Linked DNA regions of Homo sapiens: region 2 is linked to region 1. A link is a loop called in an ENCODE intact Hi-C map of the cell type or tissue named here. Cell type or tissue: CD4-positive, alpha-beta T cell. All regions are shown on one strand.

What was found. Hi-C counts contacts between places; a loop is a spot of excess contacts. Peaks named below come from ENCODE experiments on the same cell type or tissue, not always from the same donor. Only the 100,000 strongest peaks of a DNase experiment are listed, where the experiment ranks them.
Region 2: a loop joins it to region 1, with 6 times the contacts of the local background. A loop is called at or near these places in 3 of 110 quality-filtered maps.

Annotation. Positions count from the first base shown.
Region 1 is chr16:17,347,021-17,355,020 of GRCh38, reverse strand. The region is part of intron 2 of XYLT1 (xylosyltransferase 1); the gene reads left to right. Among named protein-coding and RNA genes, the nearest start is that of XYLT1, 120 kb to the left of the region's middle. RefSeq lists an enhancer at 7,352-7,441. In CD4-positive, alpha-beta T cell, no CTCF peak of the experiment used is centred here; DNase peaks (open chromatin) are centred at 3,230, 4,650 and 6,434; H3K27ac peaks cover 1,440 bases.
Region 2 is chr16:17,575,720-17,583,719 of GRCh38, reverse strand. No RefSeq gene overlaps it. Among named protein-coding and RNA genes, the nearest start is that of XYLT1, 110 kb to the right of the region's middle. RefSeq lists an enhancer at 4,358-4,859. In CD4-positive, alpha-beta T cell, CTCF peaks have their summits at 4,065 and 4,270 (motif pointing right); a DNase peak (open chromatin) is centred at 4,239.

The DNA of each region.
Region 1 (8,000 bases):
TGGTTCCCTGTCTTTGGGGAGCCTGGGAATATTGTTCTCGCTCCCCGAGTTCTGATTTCCCATGTTAAAGAGATGTTGGAACCCAACCAAAGTGCAAATGTTTCTTTGTGACTGTTGGCACAAGCCCGTGGCCAGATCTGACTTTGTGCTGGCCTCAGCCCATTGTGAGGTGAATGATGGGATCCTGTTCAGCTGCCTGCAGGCAGGTCAGACAAGGGGGTCAGGTCCCTTTCTGGCAGGAAGTAGTGCCTCAAATGTTACCCATATGCCATGAACAAGATGGCAGATGTGGCCAAGCTTGGAAGAATTAACTCTGCAGAGGTTAGGTGACAGATGTACCCTGAGCCCTGGGTCAGTTCCCGCTTTTCTCCCAGTGCACTTGGCTTCTAAGGACAGCATCGCCTGCTCCATCTTGAGCCCAGCTGTCACAGGTTAGCCTGCCTGTTAGATTTCACTGAGAGCTGTGTCCTTGCACAATGCATCAGCCGCTTTGCTTGTCCAAGACCTGGCCTGCATTAGAACACGGCTGTGCAGGGGCCCTTTCCTTCACGCATCCCTCTCTCCCTCGTGTGAATTGCAACGGTCCTCAGCCATCGCTTGGTTAATCTGTCCCTGTGCAGCTGTTCTGAGTTGGGGGAGATGGATTGATTGGCTGCTGAGGACTCCTCTAATGCTCTTTACCATTAGCACAGCAGAGCTTTGCATCTGTTGGCATCAGCAGGACTCTCTGCTTAACGGCCAGATTAATAGAATGAGGAAGCCGAGGAAGGTTTAAATCCCTGGTGTCAGCTTCCCGGCTCGGCAGGCTGCCCCTGGGGAGGCACCAAGGAAGCCCTGACTTGCAGTGATGAATGCTCCTCTGGTCTCCAGATGGTGACTGCCAGCGAATCAGGTGACCTAGAAATGAAAAAAAAATAAAAAAGGAGTTCAGTGAGTGGCTAGGTGGCATTATTCTTATCCTCATTCTTACTAACATTTACCATTTGCCAAGAACTGACTTCTCTCATTTTATCCTCAAATGCCATGGTTACACAGGTGTTTGTGTGATACCCGATTTCCACATGAGGTACCTAAGGGTCAGAGAGGCTAAGTAACTTGCCCAGGGTCACACAGGAAGCAGATAGTGTTGATGCACATTAGACTCAGGGTTGCATGACATCAGAATCTTATCTTCTCAACTGCTTTCCTATTTTGCAAGAAAATAAAGTTGCCTTGACTAGTAGAAAGATTTGCTAACATTCAGGCAAAGCTGGAGAAATGGGCTTGGTATATGCAATCCAACGTCCATAGATAGACAGACGGACAGATAGACAGTGCCTAGCACAACTATCCACAGATGTACTTAGATATATGGGTAGAGAGATGCATGATGGGTAGATGGATAGAAAGATTCAATGCTTTGCGCAGTGAGTTATCTTTGACAGTTTGTCAGAGGGCTTGGGGGTAAAATGGTTTAAGCAATGGACCCGAATGAAAATTTATTTTAAAAGAACAAAAGCAAAACATGTCCCTGCGCATCAGTAGTGTTTTGATACATTGGAATCCTTATTACTTTATTCTTTCTTTCTCATCGATCCCCAAGACAGTTGATCATTTCTGAATCCACTCCAACTGGCAAGGTCTCTTGCCATTTAATTCTAGTGTCTCTGCCTCCTCCTGCCCTCACTTCCCCCACCCTCAACAGGCTCTCTGTCAATTAGCTAATGGCCTCCACTCAAACACTGAGATACGTTGGGAGATATAATAAAGGAGCTCTTTTGCCGAGTCAAGATTTGTCAATCTGGGTATTTGTGAACTCAGCTAGAGTTAGAGGGAAGCAGGTCTTCGTTTATGCTGAGATCCCCCTCAGGACCTGGAGATCAAAGGCATCAGGAGGAAAACTCCCAACTTCTGGGTTTTCAAAACCAACCAGATACTTGAATTTCTTTGATCAGCTAACTTGGGTTAGAGGGAAGGGAATGACATTCACATGATTTAAAGATGATGCTGGGGCCATGATGATTGTGAACAGGGCTCCTGTAGCAAATGAGTAGTGATATGAATGGAAGTTAATACTTGAGAAATTGTATCTATGTAAAGGGATTCATCTATTTCCTTATTCCGTAAATCACTATTGGGCCATGTGGAGACAAGGCCTTGTGCTAACTGTGAAAGATACAGCAGAGAAAAACAGAAGTTTCCTTGCCTAGAAAGCATCCATTCTAGGAGAGTCAGATGAAAAAGGTACAAATAGATATTAATAAATGCATCCGTAACTTCAGATAGTAATAAGTGGATGGAAATAAGACAAACATGTTTGTAAGAGAGTGACTGGGTAGAGTGGAGGTGGTTGTAAAATCTCCCAGGTAGTGGGGGAATCTGAGCTGGAGAGATGAGGTTTGAGCTTCTGAGCCCAGGAGGTGAGATGTGCTGAGGAGCTTACAGTTAAAAGTTAACCTTGCAAAAAGACCCAATGACAGAGTTCTGAATTTTTTGCGTAGTATGTCTGGGTTCCTATAAAAATAATGCCAGTTATTCTTAGATTCAATTAAGGCATTTGCTCCTTCAGTGCTTTTGTGTCATTATAATGTCAAGATGAATAAAGAATTACTTTATCAGGCAGGGGAGAAAGAAAAGGACTAAGGAGGTAGGAGAGAAGGAGAGAGGCTTAAATTCAGGGCCATCCAGTGAAACTAATGTCTGATGTGAGCATTTGGAAGGCTGGAGGAACTTTAGATCTTAGCAATGTTATGCTGAGCTGGGGGCTGATGTCTGAAATTTGGCTAATAGCTAATTAGCTGACTGATGTTCAGCTGAACTTAAACTTAAGTATAAACCAGTAGTTCTCAACTAGGTCAATTTTGACCGCCAAGGAGACATCTGACAATCACCTGAGACTTTTTCCTTTTCTTTTTGAGAGAGTCTTGCTCTGTCACTCTGTCAACCAGGCTGGAAGTGCAGTGACTCCATCTCGGTTCACTGCAGCTTCAACCTCCTGGGCTCCCACCTCAGCCTCCCAAGTAGTTGGGACTACAGGTGTATGCTAATTTTTGTAATTTTTGTAGAGGTGGGATTTTGCTATGTTGCCCCGACTGGTCTTGAACTTCTGGGCTCAAGCAGTCCGCCCGCCTCAGCCTCGCAAAGTGCTGGAATTGCAGGCATGAGCCACTGTACCTGGCCCAACATTTGTGATTATTATAACTTCGGGGTGAAGGATGCTACTGGCATCTAGTGGGTAGAGATCAGGGATGCTACTAAACATCCCATAATGCACAGGAAAGCACCCCCCCCCAAAAAAAAAGCCTCAAATGTCAGTAGTGGCAAGGTTAGGAAACCCTGGAGTAACTTCGTTTGTTCTGAGGACAGTTTATTTTACAAAGACACTTCCAGCCATACAATTGCAACTTCCTTGTTTGTTCTCTTGTTTATGTTCAAACATCACCCTTTCTGGTTTAAGTTCAGACTTTAACCAGCTGTAGGCTGTGGTTGTGACACATTCATCTTATTTATTTACTTATTTATTTTTTTTGAGACAGAGTCTTGCTCTGTCACCCAGGCTGGAATGCAATGGTGTGATCTTGGCTCACTGCAACCTCTGCCTCCCAGGTTAAAGCAATTCTCCTGCCTCAGTCTCCTGAGTAGCTGGGATTACAGGCATGTGACACCACACCTGGCTAATTTTTGTATTTTTAGTAGAAATGGAGTTTCACCATGTCGGCCAGGCTGTTCTCGAACTCATGACCTCGTGATCCATCCATCTTGGCCTCCAAAAGTGCTGGGATTACAGGCATGAGCCACATGCCTGGCCGACACATTTATCTTCTAATGTGTCCAGACCTGCATTGACATGACTGACTCTGGGTACACAATGACCCATGATACACAGGAACATGTACATCATGTGTTTAAAAACTGAGTTCTGTTGGATCATTATGGGAGAAGAAACCTCATCAGGAGATGGTTTCCTAAGAGATTTATGGCTTACTAGTGCAAAGAATGTGCAGAGTTAAAAAAAAAATTTTTTTTTCTTAATCCAGCTACTTGGCTGGGGTTTGGAGAGGGGTTTGCCAAGGTCTCTGGACTGATGGAGAAGATCTTTCAAATATCTTGATATTTAGGCCTGGTTCTTCTTTCAGGGATAGACCACAGGCTTGTTTGTGCAAACTTCTTTCTTGTGAAGCTCTTCCCCTCTCCTGGGATTAACACAATTGCTGTCTCCTCTCCGTTCTTCCGGCTCTGGGCTTCGATTAACCTTTTCCTCCACAGAGAGCAGTTTTTGGAGTAATCGGGAAGCTTCTGAATGGCTCTTACCTGAGTCTCCAGCCCATTAATTCTTATGGTGCCCAGCATCTGTTGAGAGGATGGTGAGACTAAATTGCTTCTCAGCCCATATGTTTTTTTCCCCCGTCAGCCTCCTTATGGGAGAAGAACCTCTCTGGGGCAGAGAAGGCTAGTTTGGGGAGGGACCAGATTGCTTTACTATAATCTTTTCCTCTGGCTGTGATTTGCTGCCTCTCTAGTTAGCCCTGGTGGGGCAGGGAGGTGACCAGCCAGACCACTGCCTGGGCAGAGACTTGGCTCAATGGACAGGGAGTCTGGACTTGGAGCATGGAGTCATTCTCAGAGAGGATCTGCGATCTCCTGGCCATGGGATCTTCTCTAGTCTGTATGACTCAGGGTGAATGATGTGATACAACATTCCGCAAATAGCCAGCAAGTTCCCCAAAGTGCAGCCACATGCACCATTTCAAAAAATAGATCGTGTTGAGATCACCATTCCCCCCTTCTTGTTGGGAGTGGACTTCACCGAAGACATTGAAAGTTTGAATTTAAGCCCTTAACTCAGAACACTTAAAATGATCACTCTTGGCTGGGCACGGTGGCTCACGCCTGTAATCCCACCACTTTGGGAGGCCGAGGCAGGCGGATCACGAGGTCAGGAGATTGAGACCATTTTGGCTAACACAGTGAAACCCCGTCTCTACTAAAAATACAAAAAAATTAGCCGGGTGTGGTGGTGGGCGCCTGTAGTCCCAGCTATTTGGGAGGCTGAGGTAGGAGAATGACGTGAACCCGGGAGGCGGAGCTTGCAGTGAGCTGAGATTGCACCACTGCACTCCAGCCTGGGCAACAGAGCGAGACTCCGTCTAAAAAAAAAAGATCACTCTTGTCAATAATGATTACATACACTGAATAGATGTTTCATTGAGATGGGAACTGTACATTGGACATGCATTCATAAATTTAGCACTTTTATGTAACATGAATTAAGCATTTATACTGCATGCGAGTCCCTCTTCTAAATTAAGTTCTTTACATGGATTTGCTCATTTGCATTTCACAACTATCTCTTATGGGAAGTATTACTGTCATCCCCGTTTTACAGATGAGAAACTGAGGCGCAAAGAGGTTAAGTTACTTGCCCAACAGGTAGCAAAGGCAGCAAGATTTGAACCTAGCAGTTTAGCTTTCATATATTGGGAAATAACCCTGGGAGTTACTAACCTTAACCCCATTTTACAGAGGAGCCTGCTAAAGCCAGAGAGACCAAGTTTCCTTTTAAAAGTTGTACGGTCAGTAGGTGATAGAATCTAAACTAGAGCCAGGTGACAAATGAAATCTGTCTCCTTCCCTGCTATGTTACAAGATAGGTAGAGATATCAATAAGATATAGAAGGAGATTAGAGATTAGATCTAGACAGATTTGACACAAAGAATTGACATAGAGATTTGATATCTATTTATTGATACAGAGATTTGATATGTATTAGATGTGGATATAGATTAGATCTTGCTTGCTATAGATCACTCACTTGGCAATCCAGAGCACATGGGCTTGGAAACATCTGTCCATACAGAGTGGATTCTAGGATGAGTAGCTGAAGCCCCAGGCTGTGGCACGGTTTGCCCTGCAGACGGTGAGCACAGCAGTGGCACCTTGAGGAGGCCATACTCACATTTCCCTTCCAGCACACGCATCTTCTCTCAGGGCACCCCCACCGCCATTGACTTCAAGCACTGAGGCAGAAGCCCGTGGTGCTGCCACTGAGCAACAAGGCAGTGTGGCTGGTTTTGCATTGACTTACGAGCCGGAGGCTCAGCGAGGAGGCATCACTAACATTTGGCATAAATAGCACACGCACCAAGATCTTTGAAGCTGAAGCGATCTTCTCCATGGGGTTTTGGGGCAGGGCTGTGCATACTGCGGAGCTTAAAAGAGAAGGTTTCGATGCTAGAATGTTCAGGCTGGGTTTGCAGGTTCTAGTTAATGGAATCATTCAATGAAGAAAATTGCTTTCACAAAAGATAGCAGCACGAGGGAGGTCCAGGTGTATGAGGGATGTAAAAATCCGTAGACAAGGCCCAAACTTGGGGAACGTGAGAGCTGGAGGGGTGATTGCATGTTTTCTATGTGCCTGGGATGTTGCTCAACACTTTATATGCGTGACCTCGTTTCCTCATAACAACATCCCTTGGCGAAGGTGCTCTCACACCCTTCCTTTGCAAGTGAAGACACTGAGGCATGGAGAGGCTCAGTCCCTGGTCCAAGACCACAGAGTTTGGGAGTGGCATTGAGAGGGCCCACACTTAGGCCTCCCTCTTCTGCAGTGCTGGCTGTGACTCCCATACCTTAGGGCCTGTTGGGTTCCATCTTTATACTTGACATGGAAGGAAACCAGGACCCAGAGCTGCTGAACAATTTGCCCAGTCGTTCAGCAGCTCAGTAGCAAACCAGGATTCCTCTGCTGCTCAGGGATAGTGGGAGGTGGAGGCTCAGCGTGGAAGATCCACAGCCCCGCACGCCCTCTTTGTGCCTCCTCCTGCTGTCTCCATGTTGGGTGTTAGCAAGATGAAACATGTTGGGTGTCTTCTTCCCCCGCAAGCCCCAGCCCCAGATCCACTCTCCACCCCTCTCCTTTCTTCTCTGGGCCTCCAGAGGCTAACCTTGATGGGTTTCATCAGCAAGGACTTTTCTTTGCTTTGGCCAAGTAGAGGAACTGGTAGGAGATAGGAAGGTGGGAAGAGATGAGATGAGGGTTTCCATGGGTTGGCTGTGTCTGTACCCCTAGCAAGGCCACAGCTGCTGTGGGGCTGCCCTCTCCCGTGGCTGCAGCTACTGTCTCCGTGGTCCAGGAACACCACTCCCTCCCCTTCAGGCCCCAGGGTGGTGACAGCTCCTGGCTGTGGCCAGCCCTGGTGCATAGCACCTCCCTTGTTAGTTTTCCTTATAAAGAATCTCTTTGTACAGTCTCTTCAGTTTGGAGAGTAACATCTCTTTCCTTCAGGGACCCTGACCGGGCCCCCGCCTCGCTGGCTCAGCACTGCCAATGGGACTTGCCATGGGGAGTCACTGTCATCTTGTGTCATGTTTTGATTAAAGGAGAGGGTCTTCCAGTGGAGGAGAGGTCCCAGAATGGAGACCATGGGACAGTGAAGCTCTTGAAACTGAATGCCCAACGGTGGATTGTACGAGCTCTTTTTTTAGAGAGAAGATCATAGCTGTCATTCTATTTGTGAAAACTGTCCCCCAAAACTGAGCCAAAAATAAACATTCTAAACAGTCTCATGCTAAATAAAGCACCAGAGAAGCCACATGTGTGAGAAGAGATGCCCCAGGCAGGGTCAGCTTGGAGTATTCTCATTCATTCATACTCCTCTGTCTGTCCCAAGTTGGTAAAGGCATTCTTCAGTGGGGAGGGACTAAGGCCTAGGGCATGGTGGGGTGGGGAGAGGCGGGGGACAGGCCTTCAGCTCCTTCCGGTAGCCCCCAGAGCAGACAGACAGACAGAGAAGACAGGTTATTTCTGCCTGCAAGCAAGGCCTTCACAAAATCACTTTTTCTTGGTTCTCGGTCACACCTCCAGGAAATGTTAACTGTCCTAGTATTTGAATCTAATTTCTTAGAAATGCCGCCACCTCTGGTTTGTACCTCTGAGAGCCAACAGGGAGGGCCAGCGCGTAGCTGCTTCTCCAGACCAGGTGGTCCTGCAGGAGGGAGTAGCAGTGGGGCTACCCCGGCT
Region 2 (8,000 bases), 230 kb before region 1:
GGCCTAATGTGAGCCAGTGAAACTTTATTTACCTGTGGCATGCTGGGTCTGGCACACTAGTTGTAGTTTGCTAAGTCCTGCTTTAGACTATACATTTCTTGAATACCCTAATACATAGTTGGCCACCACTTACTCAGGGCCCGTTGAAGAAGGTCCATTGTGGTAGAAAGAAGAATTTACCCACTGCTATGAAAATCGAGAAAGCCACAGCCTTTCATTTCTGGGACCAGTTTCTGGCATCATGAATACTAGAATCAGGTCTGTATGGCACTGTGGCTTCCCCTACTGACAAACTGTGCAACCTTAGACGTGGTACCAAATCATTCTGTGCAGCAATCTTTTCTTCTACAAAATGGGACTAAATGATCTCTTGGGGTTGTTTTAAAGAGCAAAGAAGGTAACAAAAGTGAACCCAGATGAAATGAGAACCACCCAGCACACACATACAGGCACATGCACATGCATACACACCCTACAAAAACAATTTTGATCATCTGTTTAATTAACAACCGGACTTTTTCCTCTCCTGAGGGTTGTTTACAATCTAGGGGCACCACCATTGAATTGCTCAGGCCAATAGGAAACATTTCTTTGTGATGCTCTTTTGGGTAAGAGGAGAGTGAATAATGAAGCCACTGGCAAAAAGAAAAGATTTGAGGATTAAAAACAAGAAGTTTTAAAGGAGATGTTTATGTTGCGTGGTGTGTGATGTAAAACCTCCCTTCAGTACCATAAGATTGCAGTACAATATCCATTTCTTATTATTACATTGGGGAATTTGTGTGTCTTCAGTGGAGGGTAATCTTCTGAAGAGGTGAATCCTCCTTTATGTTAGGTATGAGCTGAGAACAAAGGCTTCTTTGCCTGGTACAAAGGCTTCTTTTCCTGGAGCTTAGAGGACTCAAGGATGGTAAGGATGCATCCTAACACCTACTAGGTGTTCAGTAAATGATAGTTCCATCCTCATTCTACTTTAATAATTTCATCTTTACAAAAAAAATAAATCTCAGCAATTCAGACTCAGTGCCAAAAATCAGTAAATCCCAGGTACTGGATGTTTACTAAAGGAAGAGAATAATTCAAATGAGGCTTGTCCTGTAGAGATCCCTCAAGGATACACAAAAATGGCTCACAGTTAGCATATTCATTCTTATTATATAAATGGATTCTACTAAAGTGCTGCTTAAAAGCAATTTGGTTATAAGCAGTTTAAGCATTCTCTTTGCAACCTTTTCCCCACTGTGTTCACAGCATCTTTGAGAAAATTTTCCCAAGAGCAGGGGAAACTAGAGATCAGCCCTTGCCTGAATTGTCACAAATTACAAATGAGTAATTGTCCTAGCACTCCTTGGGAGAGAGAAATGAACTTTGAGTTTAAAAACCTGATTTCCAATTGTCATTTTTCCATTTGTTAGCTGTATGATCACGAATAGCTCTGTTCTTCTTTCCTGTTTCAGTATCCTAAATAAATGGAAAAACATCCTGTATTCATGGGCTGGAAGACTTAATAATATTAAGATGTCAATATACCAAAAGAAATGTATAGCTCTTCCTGGCATTGTCTGATAACTGAACTGTGATTCAACTCCTGAATGAAGGTGCTCTAAGAAGTTATTGTCCTCATTGTTACTACTACCCTAATTCTGGACTAAGCAAACACACCCACAAACACATGCATGCACACATATACACATTTATCTTTATTTTTCCTTTTTTTTTGCTAGTGCTTTTGGTATCATGTCTAAGAATCCATTGCCAAATCCAAAATCATAAAGATTTACCTCTGTTTTCTTCCAAGAGTTTTATGATTTTAGCTTTTGAATCTAGGTCACTGATCTATTTTGAGTTCATTCTTCATATGGTGTGAGGTAGGGATCCAAATTCATTTTTGTGCATGTGGAAATTCAGTTGTTCCCTCACCAACTGAGACTATTTTTTCCTCCACTGAATGACTGAACAAACTTAGCACACTTGCCAAAAATCAATTGGAGATATATATATATATATATATAGGAGACATATATATAGGAGATATACATATAGGAGATATATATATAGGAGATATATATATAGGAGATATATATAGGAGATATATATATAGGAGATATATATAGGAGATATATATATAGGAGATATATATATAGGAGATATATATAGGAGAGATATATATATAGGAGATATATATAGGAGAGATATATAGGAGATATATATATAGGAGATATATATAGGAGATATATATATAGGAGATATATATATAGGAGATACATATATATGAGATATATATAAATAATAGAAATATATGTATATATCTGGACTCTCATTTTTATTCCACTTTTCTATATGTTTATCCTTATGTCAGTATCATGCTGTTTTGATTACTACAGATTTGTAGTAAGTTTTGAAACAGGAAAGTGTGAGTTCTTCAACTTTTTTCGTCTTTTTTTAAGATTGTTTTAGTTACTCAGGGTCTCTTGTAATCCCATGTGGATTTGAGGACTAGCTTTTCCATTTCCACAGAAAAAAAGAGGCCATTGCAATTTTAATAGGCATTGCATTCAATCTGTAGATTACTTTCAGTGTATTGACAGTTTAACAATATTGCATCTTCCAATCCATGAACACTGGATGTTCTTCCATTTATTTAAGTCTTCTTTAATTTATTTCTGCAATGTTTTGAGTTTTCAGTGTACAAGTCCTTTACTTCCTTGGATAAATTTGTTGCCAGGCATTTTATTCTTTTAGATGCTGTTGTAAATGAGATTGCTCCCTTAATTTCCTTTTTGGATTGTTCATTACAGGTGTGTAGAAACATAACTGGGTTTTGTATGTTTATCTTGTAACTTGCAACTTTGCTGAATTGTTCATTAGCTCTAATGGCTTTTTTATAGATTCTTTGGGATTTTCTATATATAGGATCATGCCGTCTGTGAACAGAGATAGTTCTACTTCTTACTTTCCAATTTAGATGCCTTTTATTTCTTTTTCTTGTTTAATTACGCTGGATAGAATTTCCAGTGCAGTGTTGAATACCATTGGTGAAAGGAGGCATTCTTGTCTTGTTCCTGATCTTAGGGGGAAAGCTTTTAGTCTTTCACCTTTAGGTGCAATGTCAGCTGTGGGTTTTTTAAAATAAATGTCCTTTATCATGTTGAGGAAGTTCCCTTCTATTCTATCTTTTCTGAGTATTTTTATCCTGAAAGGGTGTTGTATTTCTTCAAATGCCCTTTTTTATATCAATTGAGATGATTATATATTTTTTGTTTATTTTATTAATGTGACATATTAGATTGATTGATTTTCTTATGTTGAACCACCCTTGCATTCCTAGAATAAATCCCACTTGGTTATGACATATCATCCTTTTAATATGCTGTTGGATTCAATTTCCTGGTATTTGTTGATTTAAAACAATATTTTTGATAAAAGTCAAATCCTCCAAAAATCCACTGTAACGATAATAATGGATATTAGCCTTCTCTTTCCTGCCTACATATAATTTGTCTTTATAGTACTATCACTAGACTTTCACTGTGATGATATATTTGCTGCACGGAGGGTAGCTTAGCTAAATAATGAGATTCTGCATCTTTAAATGTGTGTGTGTGTGTGTGTGTGTGTGTGTGGTGCGTGCGCTTTGGAGTCAGAGCTTTGGAGTCTGAGCTTTGGAGTCAGCAAGATCTGCATTCAGCTCCCAGCTCTGTCACACACCATCTGTGGGAACCTGGACAATGTCTTAGCTTTCCTGAGCTCCAGTTTGATCACAGGAATAATTTAATCTCTAGCTCTCAGAGCTGTTAAGAAAAAAAGAGCAGACGAGACACTGTATGTAAAACACTTAGCACACTTCCTAGCATAAAACAGTCTTGATCAAAAGAGCAAATCGCTGAGCTATTGGTATTATTTAGATTTGACAAATTACAAATATGTTTTGTTCATGCGTTTTTTTTCCAGGCAGTTAGTTTTGCTGGGAAGAAACTGCTCAGTTAATACGAGCCTGTGGTGGTGGCTGTGTGGTTGTATCTATCCAGCCAGATGTACTGTGAAAACAGTTTCATCAACTAACCAGATGTGTTCACAGTGAAGACTGAAGGGTTTTTATCCAGATGCTGGTGCAGTTCCTCGGGGCTCAGTGATTTCCTTGCTTTCAACTTTACCAGCCCAGAGAGGGTTTCCTCTTCCTGACCCAGCCTGGCTCCCCCTCCATGGTCTCCCTTCCTGGCTGAAAGGAGTATGCGATTCTGCATTCAGTCACTAGATGGCGTTTGACTGTTTCCAAGAAGGGAGCTTGACTGAGTGGGTGCCCTCAATCAGAGGCTGCTGGAATTTAAGGTCAGGAATTTCAGCCACAGCCTAAAGTCGTGGCCAGATTACAGACCAGTAGGAAGAGAAACTGCTCGTGCTGCTGCTTCGTTTATTTCTCTTCTTTTTCTCAAGAAATGATGCTATGGTGAGGGTAGAGTCACCAAAATTTTTCAAAATACTGATATAGAGTGATTTCAGTATCCATCTATGCGAAAGAAAAAGCTATCTCCTATTCCAGGAATGATGTGGCAACCTTACAAACTAAAGCATGCTCAAACAATCACCATGACAAAAGTTCATCATAGAGGGTGGGACTGCCTGCTGGTTAACAACACCTCTCTGCAGTCAGACTGTCTCCACTGATATCCAGAGGTTTCTACTGGTGACCTACCAGCTGTGTGATCTTGGGCAAGGTGCTTAATCTCTCTGTGCCTCAGTTCCCTTATCTATAAAATGTAAAAATAATAAAACCTAGCTGTGGGCTTTGGGGAAGAATAGATGAGACCATGTACAGAACTCTGAGAATAGCTCCTGGCACATGGTAAGTCTTCAATAAGAGACAGCTATTATTCATTTAGCCAACATTTATGAGAGGTCAGAAGAGTACCCCCTGCCAAGAGTGGTTGTGAGAAGGAAATGAGATAACACAGGCCAAGCGCTTAGAATGTTGCTTGGGACACAGAAAGAGCTCCATCAAGGTGTGCTATCAAAATATTAAGAAGAAAAAGATTACAGGCTGGGCACAGTGGCTCACACCTATAATCCCAACACTTTGGGAGGCTGAGGTGGGCAGATCACTTGAAGTCAGGAGTTTGAGACCATCCTGGCCAACATGGTGAAACCCTGTCTCTAGTAAAAATATAAAAATTAGCCAGGCATAGTGGTGCGTAACTGTAATCCCAGCTATTCGGGAGGCTGAGGCAGGAGAATGGCTTGAACCCAGGAGGTGGAGGTTGCAGTGAGTCAAGATCACACCACTGCACTCCAGCCTGGGCAACAGAGGGAGACTCTGTCTCAAAAAATTAAAAAATTAGGAAGAAAAAGATTTCAGGCTGGGCGTGGTGGCTCACTCCTCTAATCCCAACACTTTGGGAGGCCTAGGTGGGAGGATCACTTGAGCCCAGGAGTTTGAGACCAGCCTGATGAGTCCCCATCTCTATAAAGAAATCATAATCATAATCATACAAATATTAGCTGGATGTGATGGCACACGTCTGTTGTCCCAGCTACTTGGGAGGCTGAGGTAAGAGGACCCCTTGAACCTGGGAGAGAGAGGTTGCTGTGAGCTATGATTGCACCACTGCACTCCAGCTTGGGCAACAGAGCAAGACCCTGTTTCAAAAACAGAAAAGAAAAGTTTACAAAATACTGACATAGAGTATGATTCCATATTTAAATTAAAATATGTGAAGAGATGGAGGAGTGGTATGTGATCTCTTTTTCCTCTTTCTCCTTCACCTCTGCCGCTAATCTGAAGAAGCTTAAATACATACAGTAATGACAGATTCCACCCTGGGGCATTAGAGTGAGCATTTTGCTGGATGAGTGAGAAGGTTCAAGGCCCCCGACAAAAAAAGAGTTTCCTGGTGATGGGATGCCATGCACCTTCACAGCCTGTGCTGGATCATGACCTTTACTAATGACCCAGGTCTCCTGGAGAAGGGGTCTTAACACTTACAGGGTCATGGTGACTTTTGCAGTCTGAGGAAGCCCAAGGACCCCCTTCTTAAAATGATGTTTCTAAATGCATGTGAAATAGACTATATCCGATTTTACAAAAGAAGTCTGTAATCTAACATAAACTATCTGTGGTTACCATAGGTGCAAAGTCATTAATATTGCTGTCAATTTTGCTTATATTCATAATTAACTGAAACGCTGCATTTGAGGTGGAAATTAGTTAAAACTGATATGCACATTTTCCCCATCCAAGTCACACAGCCCTGAATTTTATGCACAGGTCTTCTGGGTCAGGGAGCCCCGGGTAAAGAACCTTGGTAGGACAAAAACATAGTATTCCTACCACCTTAGGCAAGCTGTCTGAGTACTCGAGATTGTGCTGTTTATTTCAGGAACAACAGACGTTCCATTATGCTCCTTAAAATCTAAGTGAATTGATTCAGAACAAATAGCTTATCACCTTTTTTTAATTATGAGATTGAGGAAAACTACAACTGCACCTTATGTTGAGGGAAAAAAATCCATCTAGCTGACATTGGAGGGTATCAACAGCTGACTTTTTTTTCCTAATACAGCTATTCAATATAAAGCAAATTGGTTTAGATGATCAATGGGAAAGAATACTGTTTTAGGGCTTAACGGGAACAATTTCTCCTTCCCTTAAAAAGTTCTCAGTTCACAACTGGATTGATGTGCCTCTTATAAACCAGTTTGAAAGTAGTGTCACATTGCTTTTCATTTAAAAAATAAAATAAAAACCTTTCCTGAAACTTTAGGTCCCATGTGTGTATGTGCGTATGTGTGTGTGTACACATGTATGCATATATGCACATTTTATCCCAGAATTCCAAGACTAAGATAAATCATTCCATACTGGATAGAGAAAGCCTTTTTGAGATTGTTTCCAGCAAGAAACAGCTAGAACAGGGGGAGAATACAACAGGCTAGAGAGAGAAAGAAGGTAAAAAGATACCTTCTCCCTGGCTCCCTTGAAACAAATGTGTTTTCTTATTTATCTTCCTTTGTGAGATCAGTTATGGTAATTTTGTACTATCAGGGGAACTGCCCTTAGAACATTTATCCCAGTTTCAAGGAGTTCAAGGATCAAAAAAATAAAAAGGATTATAGAATGTTCCTCCTTTGATTTTTCCCCACCTATGATCACCTTTTGCTTCTCAAAGCAGAGCCCAGAATATACTTATTTCCCAGCATACCCGCAGCACATGCCCAATGCAAACACTTCTCCTTAAAAGAATCTCTATAATAATCCTTAGCTAACAATTTGATAAAGTAAGGGCATATCAGAACAGCCTGGTCTAAGGTTGAGCTATGATCATTTCAACACAAAACCAAGCCAAGAGTTTGATTGGTCAAAACAGCCAATTCTAAGGAAAGAAAAAGGAAAAGAACTACCTATTAGGGTAAAGAATCCACATCTCATCCCTTAAGCAGAAGCTGTTGGTGCCTTTCAGTGTTATCTTCCAGGACAGTCTAAACAACATGGAAAGCTTCACTGAATTTAGATCAAGAAATTTTGTTTACAGGTGTTTGACTCATATGTGTCTACAGTTGTGTGTGTGTTTACATGTTTATTTCTTACATTGTATGTGTTTGCTTTTGCATATCTGTGTGTTATATTTGGGTATGTGTTAATGTGTTTATATGGTGGATATACCAATTATGCATTGTGGGTTAAATGACAGGCTAGATACTACTTCTTCTACTGGACTCCAGGATTATGCTTTGCGTGATGTTGAACAAATGCCATCAAAGAAAACTCAGTCATTCTTAGTTGACTCAAGGGCCCTTGATGTAGAGAAAGCCCTGGAGAGGGAAAGCTGAACCCGTGAATCTGTGGAACTTCCTGACCACAAAGTTGAGCTAAAAGAGTTGCAAAAACAAAAATGTTCTTTTACTATTCTCCCAAGCAAGACTATCTAATGGGGTTGAATGCAAATTGGAATGATTTAAGATAAAACTGGACACATGTTGTTGGGTGAATGAATACAAAATGGAAG